Linked DNA regions of Homo sapiens: region 2 is linked to region 1. A link is a loop called in an ENCODE intact Hi-C map of the cell type or tissue named here. Cell type or tissue: B cell. All regions are shown on one strand. Each heading gives the region's core, and the rest is flanking DNA. Links, peaks and the distances in the headings are about the cores only.

Region 1 (4,389 bases), core at 165-4,164:
TGATCATGCCACTGCCCTTCAACCTGGGCCACAGAGCAAGAGTCTGTCTCTTAAAAAATAATAACAATTAAATAAATACATAAACAAAAAGAAATTATAAAATTGTGAGGACTGCAGAAGGCATTTCCTCTGGCCAGTTACTTTTTCATTGTTCCTAAGAGATATGAAGCACCTGCCATGATGTGGACTTCAAGGTCCTCTTCCTTCAGCATGGTAATCCTGTAAGGCTTAGACATGGCATCCTATCTGCTGACGTATGTAGTTCATGAGACAACTGGGGTATGGTCCTTGGAAACAGAGAACCAAGTTCAGCTCTGGATTCTTACTTTCATGTGTATATTGTCTTGGGTGAGCCATTTAACGGCTTATTTAAAAAAACAATAGCAGGCTGGCTGTCTTGGCTCAGGCGGGTGATTCCAGCACTTTGGGAAGCCAAAGAGAGCAGATCACTTGAGGTCAGGAGTTCAAGACCAGCCTGGACAACATGGAGAAACCCCATCTCTACTAAAAATACAAAAATTAGCTGGGCAGGATGGCACACACCTGTAATCCCAGCTACTGGGGAAGCTGAGGCAGGAGAATCATTTGAACCCAGGAGGCAGAGGTTGCAGTAAGCCCTGATTGTCTCACTGCACTCCAGCCTGGGCCACAGAGCGAGACTCTGTCTCAGAAAAACAAAATTAAATTAAAATAAAAATTAAAAGCAGTAGTAAAAGAAACCTCAGAGGATTTTTTCAGTGGTCATTTGAATTAATATATTGGAACTTACCTTGTAAACAGTTAAGTGCTTTCAGATATAAGGTTATCTTAACATTTAACCTACTATTCTTAATTATTATTTCCATATAATCTATAGTATACTATTGCCTGCTATTATCATCCCATTATTGCCTTTCTGAGTGGTGGAATCCTACTCTTCCTCCAGGGCAAGTTCCCAAGGCAAGTCCTGGGTGAAGCCTTCCACTAAAGGGGCTGGCGTTAGGCTTGCTTCTTCTCCTAGGCCGTTGTTAGTGTTGCTTCTTCTCCTGGGCCTCCTGGTTTTTCATGTATTCTCTGATGACAGCATCTTGCACAGGCTCACTTACCTGACAGCTAACGTGTGCTTCTGTTTATCACAAAATTGTCAGTCAGCTGCAAGGCTGAGGTCTTTGTTGTCCGTGCACCTGTAGCAGCAGCTTGCCTAGACAGACCCTCATGATATGAAAGTATGTGGTGTATGGAGACATTTTAATTTAAATATCCCACAGTATTTTGACCCCCTCTCATTCAGGCTCACCAGATATTTCACCCAAGAGAGACACCCAAGAGTGTTTGATCCTAATATGCTAATTATTAGGATCCCTCATCCAGCATTTCTTGTATACAATTGTGTTGGAGTCTCTTCTTCCTTACATATTCTTCTTCTAGGCTTCAGAAAGTGCTGGTTTGAGAAGTTCAGAGTTCGTCTTACCTAAAGACCAGGCAGGTTGAAATAACCGTGGTGTCTTCTGCCTAATAATTGTTACTCAAAAGCATTTGCCATCTTTATAGTTTTCCCAGTGGTTTAAAAAACTCTGAGATTGACTTTGTTGTTTTTCTTCCGCTAATGCAAACAGAAAGCTCGAGACTTGCGGATCCGCTACTAATGGGCAACACATTAAGTGGCGGCTGTGAAGGTATTTGTTCCTCTGGACTCACAGGAAAATGTTAGATCAGAGGATACTGAGAACTGTGACCAGACGACTTGGGTAGATCCACTGCCCTGATTGCAGAAGCTCCCAGAAAGGCACGGTCACGCCTTGCTGAAAGGGAAGGTCAGGTGCATCCGGTGCAGAAGCTCCCAGAGAGGCACTGTCACGCCTTGCTGAAAGGGAAGGTCAGGTGCATCCGGTGCAGAAGCTCCCAGAGAGGCACGGTCACGCCTTGCTGAAAGGGAAGGTCAGATGCATCCGTGGGCCTCCACAAGTGCATGAGAAGTTGATCAATGTCTTAGAGTTTAAGTATCAGGGAGTAACTTTGGCCAAGAAATGAGCAAATTGAGAGACATTTGGCTGCAATACTTCACACAGCCGCGAGAAATCTGGCAGAAGCAAGCCTCACTGATCCGAGGTGCGCAGTCGCGCTTGCTGGCACCCGGCCAGGAGCCTGTGCCCCCTGAAGCTGCACAATCCATCTTCACCTTAGTGGAGGATGCCTTCCAATTTCTCTCAAAAAGGAGGGCAAACACTGTATAAGGTCTCCCTGATCAGATCGGAATGTGTTCCCATCTCATCCTGGTTTGCTGACCAAGAAGAAACCATCTCCTTCTAAAACCTGTCAGACGATATCGTCAAGGACCGCAGATATGCGAGCGTTTTCCCCCGAGGAAACACAGATACACGTATGCTGTTAGGGAGCATTGCTCTTCTCAGACTCGCGCAGGCCCAGAATTCACAGAGAAGACATGCATGCAGGGAGATGCAGAATATTCCAGTGTGAGGAGCGGACGTGCATTCGCCAAAAAGAAAAGTCCTCCCTTTCACGTCTCCCCAGTGTTAGGCTATTTCATGGGGTGCAGGGCTCATTGATCATTGATCATTGATCCTGCAGCCTGGCCTATATCCAGCACAGCCCATTCTTTGGTGGGAGAGAGATATCCAAGTTCTCCACCGTCCCACCAGGGCAATTTGGCCACTTGTCTATTTTCACACCAATTCAGTAATGCCCTCCCTGAAGGTCACTCTTTAGGAAAGGCCTTAATTAAGATTTCTGCCTGCAGCAAATTGTAGAAACTGTAATACATCACACCAGCAACCCAGACACAGGTCATTGGCTACTCAGACCTGCTCATGTGATGTGAGCAAATATTACCATTGTCACTTTGCTGTGGGTCATTTTTGGATGTGCTTTAAAAGGCAGTGCCAACTGTAGGATGTTTGTACATCCTTTTTTTTTTTCTTTGCCAAATCTGAGATAATGTCTGTATCTTTTCAAAGAAAATGCTTGCCTCAAAAGTCTACACTAGCTTATAAATTATGAAATAGTCAGATGCTTAAGAGAGATTTTAATACATAAAAAGTAATGGAATGGATTCTTTATATTGAGTGCTTTCTCAAAGCAAACCAAGAAACATGTAGATGACCTTCTTGGAAATTACCACAATTTATGAAAAATTTGAAGCTGATATATTAACTTTTAAATTAGTACAATGGAAAGACTCTAATTCATTGTAAATTCAACAAATTCCCTTTCATCTGTTTGTTTGTTTGTTTGTTTCCTTTTTTCTTCCTCCTCTGTGGAATCATGCCAAGCTCTCCTCACACCCGCGGCACGTGTTTTTAACTCCCAGTAGGTGAAGAGCTACCACCACACTTTTGTTTTTCTGACCACTCTTGGTTCTTCAGAGCTGTCAATCTGTATTTAGTTCACACCAGCCTGAAAACATAAATTGCAAAACAAACATCTTTTTGCACATTTTGTAATACCTAAACTTTTTCCCTAAACCATGTCCGTTCCCAAATGTCTATATTCTTTTCTTCCTGCTTTATTCCAACTACACTTTAGGAATAAGTCAGATATCCCAAGTCATGTTCCATGACCTTTATTTACCCCACCTAACCCTTGGCCCAAAATGAAGTGTGAGGCTATAGCTTCGCCCACAACCCAGGGCCGGGAGCAGGTCAGGGCAGGGCATGGGTGAGCCCACAGGGTCTCCACTCAGCAGCAGGCACCTCCTCTCCTTCCCCTCAAGAGCTATAAAGAAGTCCAGCTCCCAGACCAGCAAGAGCTTATCTTGCCAAATTCTGTTTACGAGAAGTGTGAGTGTGTGTGTGGAGAATGTTTATTTAGTCTTTTTGTTTTCACTTGTTTTCAATAACTTGCAACTGAAGAGCTCAAGTAATTTAAATGTTACTGGGGTTCCCAACCCTAATGCTGCATCAGAATCACCAGATAACTTGACAACCCTTCACCTGAGTCTCACCCAGTCGTAGATGGATTTGGTTTGACTTTCCAGGTTTGCTATCCAAGGCCTTGGCCAAGGGGAGCAGGGCTGAAATCCGGCCTCCCCAGCATCCGGGCTCCCACGGCACCCACGCGTGCAGCTGATGAGCCTCTCTGGTGGGGCCCAGGGCTCCACGACTTTCTAGAGTTCTTGCAGATAATTCTCACACACAATGAGCACTGAGAGCACAGAGGTCTGTGTGGGAGGTCTGAGTGGGAGACTTAGAACAGAGATTCGCGTGTTCTCTCTTCTTTCCTCTTCCAACCCTAAACCAGTTACATGTACTTCATCTATCTCAATTCCAGTGACGTTCACTCCTCTTGCATTTTAAATGTGGGACTCTCTTACACCAGTAAATCGAGATTTCTGGCTCCTCCTGAAATATCTGGCAGTCCTGGATACCTTCCCATGTGGTAGCAATGAGTCAT
Region 2 (4,389 bases), core at 214-4,213, 89 kb before region 1:
AGTCAGACCAAGTGTGATGAGGGTTTGGGATGAGAAGTCACCAGCGGTAACCTCAGAGGTGTCAGTTGGGGCCAAGGAATTCGCCTTCTGTTGAGAAGTTCGTCCTTCCTCTTTCTCACATGATAAACTAGCATATTTAAATCAACTAGCTCAGATTTGGAGTCTTTATTTTATTTTTTAGGAAGTATTTCTGCTTCACTTAGAAAAGTGAGATGCTCTGTGTCTGTGACATGCTGCCTCACTGGAGAGTATTTTAGAGTCCCTTCCACCCCTTGACTGTCAAATCAGAAAGGGATCGCTTTCATTGAGCGCCTGTTTCCTCATGTACTCTTTACAGCTGAGTCACAATCTCTCAAATCATAGTCAACAATTCTCTTGATTCCGACCAACTGATGATTAACTTGCTGTTATGTGCATACTATAATTTCTCCATTTTCATCTTTCTTTAAAAAATGCAGAAATTACATGATTCAGCGGCACACATAACCATGTGGCTGAGTCTAACGCAGGCAATCGTAGGAGGATGTAAATTGTGCCTTCTATTCATTGTGTGGTTTTGCCAGGGCTCTAAGCCTCATGGGAAACAGTGTATTTGCCCTCGAACAGGTGACCGACATTCCCAGATGACAGGTCTGTGACCGCTGAGCATCTTCACCTGCCTGACTCTAAGTACTTGATATAAAGCGGTGTGCTAGGAGGATGCCAGCCTATCAGAGCTGGAAGGCAGGGTAAACTGAGGCAGTGTGGGCACCTGGGGCTCTCCCACCTCGTGGTATCCTGATCCATCCCGCTCGCTATCCACCTGCCTCCTGCCCTGATGGGCCAGGCTTGCTGGTCCCTGCCCACCTCTGCCCCTGGCTGCGGCATCCTTCCTCTGTGTCCCACCCCAGACCCCAGCGCCCAGCCTCACCAGGCGCATGGGGAAGCTCTCCCAGGGCCCCAGGGAGAATGCATGAGTGTGGGCCTGTGGGTGCTGGTGGTGTTTGTAGGTGTGTGTATATGCGTGTGTGTGCATATATGGGGGGGACATGTCTGTAAACGAGTACCTGTGTGTATAAACATAGGTACCTGTGTGCGGCGTGAATGTGTGCCTGAGTCTGTGTGAGTGTGCATGAGCATGTGTGTGCACACACTTCTCTCTGTGTGTGTGTGTGTTTGGGGTAACATGGTACACAGTGTGAGCTCATGGAGAACAGTGGTTCAGCCAAGGATTTGGGTACCCGGCCCGACAGCACCCACGGCTGCCAGGGGAGCCTCCAGACCCACGCCAAGGGCCCCAGGAAGCCGAGCACTCACAGGCGGGGCTGCCTTTGCACCAGCACAGCTCCCAGCTCACTACTGCCAGTGACTTGTTCAAGCTCAAGTCTGTCCTAGAAATAAAGCCTCACGCAGGTTTCAAAGTCGCTTGCAGTGATAAAATGAAACTAAGTTGTTTATATTTTTAATTTAAAAATGTCACAATTAACATGAACTCATTAAAGAAAAATAAGAAAATTTTAGTAACGCAATATTTTTAAATGTGTATTCAAAACAGGGATGAGTGTGACTTCATGCTTTGTCACCTGCTCTTTTTTGCTGCCTGGCCCTCCTGCCTCTGCACGTGCCATCTGTTCCGCTGCGGGAAGTGCTGGGAACCCCTTAAGTTCACCTCGTTCAAATTTCCATCCTATGGGGTGGTGAAGAGGTATAAATGATATACAGCACACACCGCCTTGCTTTGCTGGGTCTGCTGAAAGAAGCCCCGCAGATGGGGTGGCTGGAGCAACTGACTTTCCTGCTTCCACAGTCCTGGAGGCTGGAGTCTGAGATCAGCGTGTCCACAGGGCTGGCTCTGCCTAAGGCTTCTCTTCATGGCTTGCAGCCACTGTCTTCTCCCTGTGTCCTCACAGGGTTGTCCCTCTGGTTGTGTCTGTGTCCTCATCTCCTCTTTTTATAAGGACACCAGGCAGATCGGATTTGTGCCCATCCTAATGATCTCATTTTATCTTAATTACCTGTTTGAAGATCCCGATCTCCAAATACAGTCACCGTCTGATGTCCTGGGGGTTAGGGCTTCAGCATGGGACTTTGGGGGACACAGCTCACATGCAGCACATTGGGCTGCTCCCTGTGTGTCGTGTGCGGCAGGGATGGTGGGGCTGCACATTCGCTCCACCCACCGTCCTTTCCCACCGTCCCCTGGGCACCACCCTCACCAGCCACAGCCACAAGGCCTTCGTACAGCCTGGCACGTTCACAGCTGCCAGCCCTGGTCGGAGGCCCTGGTCTCAATGACGTCAGTGCTAGTCTGGGGACAAGCCCCACTGCTTTTGGATAGAGTCACCAGACCAAATAAAGGAGACCTGATCAGATTCTAATTTCAATAAACAACATCCACCTTCTGTGTGCATGAGGGTATCACTGCAGCTTCTGGATGGCCTTACACCAGGATGCACCTGAGCTTCTTTCCATCCACCTCCTGTGTGCATGAGGGTATCACTGCAGCTTCTGGATGGCCTTACACCAGGATGCACCTGAGCTTCTTTCCATCCACCTTCTGTGTGCATGAGGGTATTACTGCAGTTTCCGGGACAGCTTTGCACCAGGATGCACCTGAGCTTCTTTCCACCCACCACCTGTGTGCATGAGGGTATCACTGCAGCTTCTGGATGGCCTTACACCAGAGCGCACCTGGGCTTCTTTCCTTGCTGTGTCTGAGCCACCCCAGGCCTAGGGCTCTACAAGGTGGAGAAAGTTGGAGGGTCCTTCGTGAGAACTGCACTGAATCTGTTCAATCAGCCATGGGAACCCAAGGGGACAGCAACCACTGCACCTGCTGAGCCTCCCCGGGCCAGCAACCTACCCAGAGCCTGAGGCCCGCTGTCACCCAGCCCCAGCCCCTTGGAGACACCTCACTGCCTCCAAGACCAGAAGGGGAACTGAGGCTTGGAGAGGGCAAGCAGCTGCTGCCCCAGGGCCACACAGCAGACTGAATCGCACTTGACGAAGTCCACACGCCCCTCCTCATCCTCCACCTTCAATGTGTTTTGCAGCCATTGTCCCCAAGGGCCTTTCCTTGAGAGACCCTGGGGATGTGGGTTTCAGGGCTCAAAGCTTCAGGAAACACAGCTGCTCCATCTCCAACTGGAGGGTGCACAGCGCCCCTCCGCTCACTACAGACTGATGATCACCTGTCTCCAAACGGGGGTTGCACAGTGCCCCTCACCCACTTGAGACCGAAGATCGCTGGATGGAGACACAGACCTAGCACTGCTTATCCCTGGGGTCCCACCTGCAGTTCACGGGACCCTCAGTCCTCTCGGCTCCTGCCAGCACCACAGAACCATAGCATGAACTGCTGCTACCGTATTTGCAGGAAGTCCAGCAGGGAGAGCCCTCCTGCAATGGCCCCTGAGCCCCTCCAGTGATCCTGAGCCCCCTCCTGTGACTCTGAGCCCCCTCCTGTGACCCTAAGCCACTTCCTGTGACCCTGAGACCCATCCTGTGACCCTGAGACCCATCCTGTGACCCTGAGCCCCTCCAGTGATCCTGAGCCCCCTCCTTTGACCCTGAGCCCTACAGTGACCCTAAGCCACCTCCTGTGACCCTGAGACCTGTCCTGTGACCCTGAGCTCCTCCAGTGACCCTGAGACCTGTCCTGTGACCCTGAACCCCCCTCCTGTGACCGTGGACCCCCCTCTTGTGACCCTGGGCCCCCTCCTGTGACTCTGAGCCCCCTCCCGTGGCCCTGAGCCCCCTCCTGTGACCCTGGGCCCCCTCCTGTGACCCTGACCCCCCCGCCGAGTGGCCCTGGGCCCCCTCCCATGGATCCTGAACTTCCCTTTAGTGACCCTGAGCCCCCTCCCATGGCCCCGGAGTACCCCTCCCATGCGCTTTGTGCTCTGCAGCTATAGGTGCCCCTCTCTGACTTGAGGGGCTTCATGGGCTCTCTGACAGGAAGGGTTTCCTGAGCAATGTGCAGTGGAGGAGGGATGCAGGTGGACTGGGTTGAGCTGATTCAGAAACGACCCTGGCACTGCCCCAAGGCCAGAGCCAAACCGCCAGGCTCTCTCGGTCTCTGTGACCCCATCTGGAAACCATGGAGCTTGACCACAGGGGGATCCCACAGAGTCCCCCAGCTGAACCTCCCACCCTCCTCCACCCCAGGGCCAGAGAGGCGCAGGAGCAGGTGGGGAGGAGGCTGAGGACTGAGGGAGAGAGAGGGTGGCTGTGCACAGAGCCCCTCAGAGCAGCGTCTGCACGCATGTGTCTCCAGTGTGTGCAAACAGGAAGGGGCTCCAGGGCCCCTCTGACCCGGCAGTGCTGGTGCTGAGTGCTGCATGCCCATCTGCTTACTTTTCTCCCATGTCTCTGCTATGAAATGTGCTGCTTTGGCATCTTTAAGACCCA

What was found. Hi-C counts contacts between places; a loop is a spot of excess contacts. Peaks named below come from ENCODE experiments on the same cell type or tissue, not always from the same donor. Only the 100,000 strongest peaks of a DNase experiment are listed, where the experiment ranks them.
Region 2: it touches region 1 in a loop (10-fold over the local background); 1 of 110 quality-filtered maps calls a loop at or near these places.

What each region holds. Positions count from the first base shown.
Region 1 is chr10:1,486,752-1,491,140 of GRCh38, reverse strand. The region is part of intron 1 of ADARB2 (adenosine deaminase RNA specific B2 (inactive)); the gene reads left to right. Among named protein-coding and RNA genes, the nearest start is that of ADARB2-AS1, 38 kb to the left of the region's middle. RefSeq lists a silencer at 1,704-1,870 and an enhancer at 2,013-2,062. In B cell, for the core only: a CTCF peak has its summit at 2,151; DNase peaks (open chromatin) are centred at 1,136 and 1,850; H3K4me3 peaks cover 359 bases; H3K27ac peaks cover 1,031 bases.
Region 2 is chr10:1,575,429-1,579,817 of GRCh38, reverse strand. All of the region lies in intron 1 of ADARB2 (adenosine deaminase RNA specific B2 (inactive)), which reads left to right. Among named protein-coding and RNA genes, the nearest start is that of ADARB2-AS1, 51 kb to the right of the region's middle. In B cell, for the core only: no CTCF peak of the experiment used is centred there; a DNase peak (open chromatin) is centred at 2,247; H3K27me3 peaks cover 343 bases.